Linked DNA regions of Homo sapiens: region 2 is linked to region 1. A link is an interaction called in ENCODE POLR2A ChIA-PET data of the cell type or tissue named here. Cell type or tissue: OCI-LY7. All regions are shown on one strand.

Region 1 (2,500 bases):
CAACTTCCAAACCCAAGTAAGATTAGAAATAGGAAAAAAAAAAAAAAAACCCACTCCTGAAAATAGGGAAATCAGATCAGGGAAACTATAAGAGGAAAATGAAGAATTCTCAACTCCATTTAGTTTCTAACCCCACTGAGATATTCAAGTTACAGGACAGTGATTTTTTTGTTACTATCCATTAGCAACATCATCTTGCATGTGCATAGGACTTAATTTCCAAACAGATTTTATACTCACATTCTCACTTAATCTTCTAATACCCCTCTAGGATACTGTTACTCCATTTTAAGAGAGAAGAGGTAATCGTGGTTCAGAGATGTTCAATGGCCTGCCCAAAGTCCTACAGCTAGTCACAGAAACCCACACACCTTCTGCTTCCAATCAAAAGCTATTGCCATTATGCCACGCCTGCTTCTCTCTGCAAGATTACAGCCTCTCTTTATTCAGCCTAGCGCGCAGTTTTATTTCTGTGTCCCTCTAAAAGTCACCACTATTTTTAATGCAGTAAAAACCTGCAGAAACTGGGTCATTTGGGGCCACAGCCCACAAAACAAAACTGGGGGGGTGGGGGTTTACAGATATCCAGTTCTAGAATACCTTTAATTGGTCATATCTTAAACTAGGAGTCTGAACCCCAGGAGGCACAAGATGCTGCAGTGAATTTCCAGTGCTTTAGGCACTGCAGCCTAAACAGCCAACTCTGCAAGTCATCCTCAGAACTAACGTATTTTACCACCTAACGAGGCCAGCAGAGCATAAATGTGAGCAAGAAGGCAACCCCACAACTGTGCATGCTACATACCCCTCAGCAAAATGCTACCCCTAGCATTTCCTTTATCCTTATTCCAAAGCACAGGACCTATATATTTTCATTTACGTGCTCAGTCTTCAAAGGTTGGATCAACTCTTTTGCTTTTGCAGTTATATTTCTTAAGAAATTTCATTAAAGCAGTTACTATATAAATATCTTTGGTGTGCTTACAGAAAGGAATAACAATTCCAAAAAAAATACAAGCCCTTAATATGGTATGTTCTATTCAATAAAATCTGTATATGAAAGATTAAATCATCTAGCTGTTTACAAGTCTAAAGACGAACTAGTTTCTAGGACAGGAGATGAAACATTACTCAAATATGTTTAAATCAATTTTTAAAAAAAAACCTTGCTTGAGAATATAAAATTAAATTGAGCCATGTTTCCAAAGACAGGGGTAATTAAATCAGGAAATTAAGCAGCTTGAAGCGTTACCGCCTGGTAAATTAAGGAGTCTCTAAGACACTGCCTGGGACAGCTGGCCCCCAGGTCGCCTCTTACCTGGATGCATCTGTTCTGCGCTGCTCCGCAGTTTGCTGTAGCCATGGCTCAAGGGCACCCTCTGGTAATGAGGCGGGGAAGAAGGAGGGGAGGCGAGGGGTGACATCGTGGGAGACTGTGTTTCCTGCTTCAAAGAACCAGATCAGAGTTCAGAGGCGCTCACTCAAGCCTGGCGTTCTGAGCTGCAGTCAGGAAGCATAACGCAACTCTACTGCTGGTGACCCAGCTGGTTTAACAAATGGGGGGAAATGTTTTCTCAAAAATGCAGCATGGTTAAACAGCAGTGTCTGAGGATTCAAAAAGTCTCCCAGAGAATAAAATCTCATCAGTGCTGAGTTACCTAAATTACTAAAACCAGCCTGAAACACTTTTGGTTATTCCAATAATATTTTCCTTTGGAAAATGAAAGACACTGATCACATGAAATAACATTCATACCCGCTCCCAATTGTGATCTCTCTGTGGATAGATTTCATTTTCATTCATTAATAAATTTATTTCCTGGATTTATACTTATCAAGTCTTCCAGCAAATGTGAATATTAAAATATATATTTCTAAATGCTTAATACTTAATATTCTTGGAGCTTACCATGTCAAAGTAAAATGCTAGCTTTTTTTTTTTAACAATGAGAGACTGCAAAACAATTCATTATAGGTAAACCATTCCAACCAGCTTACTCCCAAACACTAAGATGAAATCTTAACAAGCTACAATTTGAATCTCAATTCAAATATGAACCTGATGTAGAACCCTAGGCAAAGTAAGCAACCTTATCTGCTGCTGAGTTTCCTCTTTAAAAAAAAAAAAAAAAAAAAAAAACTTTACTAGTAGACTGGTAACTTTGGAGTATTCAAGTACCAAGAAAACAGTGCTTTTTTTTGTTTGTTTGTTTGTTTGAGACAGGGTCTCGCTCTGTCACCCAGGCTGGGGCACAGTGGCGTGATCATAGCTCACTGCAGCCTTGACTTCCTGGGCTCAAGCAATCCTCCCACCTCAGCACCCCCAGTAGCTACTACAGGCATGCGCCACCACACACAGCTAATTTTTTTTTTTTTTTTTTGAAATGAGGTCTTGCTATGTTGCCCAGGCTGGTCTTGAATTCTTGGGCTCAAGCAATCCTCCTGCTTCGGCCTCCCCAACTGCTGGGATTACAGGCATGAGCCACTACACCCAGCCAAA
Region 2 (2,500 bases), 140 kb after region 1:
CTAGCATTGGTTTCTATTATAGATTTCCAGTGTCTGTAATAGTGCCTTGCTGAAATATTTATTGGCATATTGTAGGTTCTCAATGAATGTTAGATGCATTTATCTAGCTCAGTGACTTTCTTGATGACTTTGAACCAGTTACTTCATCTCTCTGGGTCTGCTGCATCTTCATGAAATGAGCATACTAATATCCTTCACTGAGGGGCATAGCAAAGGTTAAATGAGATGGGAATGTAAGTCTGCCTGGCACAGAAGCTGGCCAATGGTGGGAACATCAATGTTAGTTTTCTTTACCCTTAAGGTATTGTTGTTAGATTCAAAGTCGTTTAAATGCCAACTTTGTAAAGCCATTCAGAAAAATCAATATTCCTATACAGTCTAATGCTCTTCTCCAATATAGTAACCAGTAGCCATGTGTGGCTATTTAAATTTTTAATTAGCCAGGTGCGGTGGCTCACGCTTGTAATCCCAGTGCTTTGGGAGGCCGAGATGGTTGTGCGAGATCAGCCTGAGAAACATACAGAGACCCTGTCTCTATAAAAAAAATTTAAAATTAGCCATGCACGGCAGCTCAGGCCTGTAGTCCCAGCTACTTGGGAGGCTGAGGTGGGATAATTACTTGAGCCCAGGAGGTTGAGGTTGTAGTGAGCCGTGCTTTCGCCACTGCACTCCAGCCTGGGTGACAGAGCAAGACCCTGTCTCAAAAAATAAAATAAAGTAAAAATAAAAATAAATGTATAGTTAAATGAACTAAAATTAAAATTTAATTTCTTCAGTCATTTTAGCCACATATCCACTTGTGGCTAGTGGCTGACGTGCTGGACAACACAGATATTGGAAATTTCCATCATTGCAGAAAGTTCCATTGGATAGTGCTGCTCTACATTCATGAGAGGACCACAATGCCCCTGTTTTTTTCCTCAACCCAAGCCAGGAGGTCCTAAAACATGTTATACCAAACGTCACTTGATTTGTGCGCCCTCCCGTGGCTAGAGGTGGAAACTGGTCTGCGTTTAGCTGACGAAGCAGCACATTTATAAAAGGGATAGCTTAGTAATCTTCAGTAATCTGACTACTAGAAAGAAAAGAGACATAAAATAGAATATGCATTTTGAATGCTCTAGAGACTACTAAGGAAAATCTGTTTGAGAAGGTTTGATTCCGTAATCCTATTGTTCCTATATCTCGGTATTTCCTGGACTACCTACCCTTGTGGGATAAAGACGTTCTCTGTTTAAACAAAGGATGGTACTATATGGCTGTTTAAAAGTGCGGAGAGACGGGCAGGATTATTCGATGAATGATCCCAGGCGCTCTCTCAGTGGCACCTGGCAACAAACAAGCTGGAACCTGTGGCTCCCCCTGTGGGGACTGGGAGGACTAGACTGAGACTCCACTTCCCACTGGATGAAGGGGACTCCTGTTTCTGGGTGCCGGGCACCTGGCCCTTCCGGGCACTCCCCCACACAGCTGGCACCAGAGCTTAGCCTGCCTGGAGCCTGAGCCCAAGAGTTTATGCCCGACCTACCACCCATGCAAGGCTGTTCTCACGCTTGCGCATTAGAAATGAAGAACCGTGGAGGCGGGGTGGGGCTTCCCGCGAAGCAGTCCCCGCCTGAGTTCTGCGGGTCCCCAAGCACCCTCGCCACAGGATGCACAAAACGTGAGGGACCTGGGCGGCCGCTGACTCTTCTGCCTGGGATTTCAGCCTCACCAGTAACACCCCTGGTGCTGGGGAGGGGCGGGGCGGGGGGACAGCTAAACCTCTTTGTACAGATTTTTTTCTGAAGACATTAATATATTAATATTTCCACACACACACAAAATCAGTAAACACAGAGAAATACAAAGAAAATAAAGATCACTCAAAATCCTGTCACCCAGATAAAATCACTAATACAGCTAAATATACGGTTGTACTACACATAATGGCATTTCCCCCTACACTGGTTTACTTAACTTTAAGAGATATTCAGTGAGCAATGCACGTGGCCAAACAGCAGCTGCCTCCTGAGGTCTGGCACAGCTTCCGGGTCCCTCCCCCACGCAGGACATGCACAGTACAAGAATTGGGTTGAACCTGGTGCAGTTCTTCAACTCAGAACAGCTACCCCTTCAAATGGGCACCTACGTGTGTACACTGTGTTCGGTGCATTGTCCCTGTCTGGGAGCAAGTGCCAAGTCACATCCCTTCTCCTGCAGCTGCAACTCGTCAATCAAGAGTTTCACAAAGAATGTTTTTGGAAACCAGGTACACGCTGACCCGCTAACGTTCCACATTTATCTGAGCCCACTACATTCTGGGGCACAGAGACACATCGTGTTGGCTCTTCTTTTTTAAAAAATTAGCTTTATTGAGATGTAATCACATACTATACAATTCACCCAATTAAAGCATACAAGTGACTAGCTTTTAGTACATTCACAGTCTAATTATAGAACATTTTCATACCTCCTAAAAGAAAGTGGACAAATTAGCAATCACTCCTCATTTTCCCCT

The links. Peaks named below come from ENCODE experiments on the same cell type or tissue, not always from the same donor. Only the 100,000 strongest peaks of a DNase experiment are listed, where the experiment ranks them.
Region 2: POLR2A ChIA-PET joins it to region 1 with 10 read pairs; 6 of 35 experiments call an interaction of 5 or more read pairs at or near these places.

Annotation. Positions count from the first base shown.
Region 1 is chrX:17,024,004-17,026,503 of GRCh38, reverse strand. It overlaps REPS2 (RALBP1 associated Eps domain containing 2), which reads right to left. Exons shown (of 18, transcript NM_004726.3): 4 at 1,319-1,445. Among named protein-coding and RNA genes, the nearest start is that of REPS2, 79 kb to the right of the region's middle. In OCI-LY7, no CTCF peak of the experiment used is centred here; a DNase peak (open chromatin) is centred at 1,483.
Region 2 is chrX:16,881,897-16,884,396 of GRCh38, reverse strand. No RefSeq gene overlaps it. Among named protein-coding and RNA genes, the nearest start is that of RBBP7, 13 kb to the right of the region's middle. RefSeq lists an enhancer at 1,910-1,959. In OCI-LY7, a CTCF peak has its summit at 1,024 (motif pointing left); DNase peaks (open chromatin) are centred at 956, 1,586 and 2,006; H3K4me3 peaks cover 1,538 bases; H3K27ac peaks cover 1,676 bases.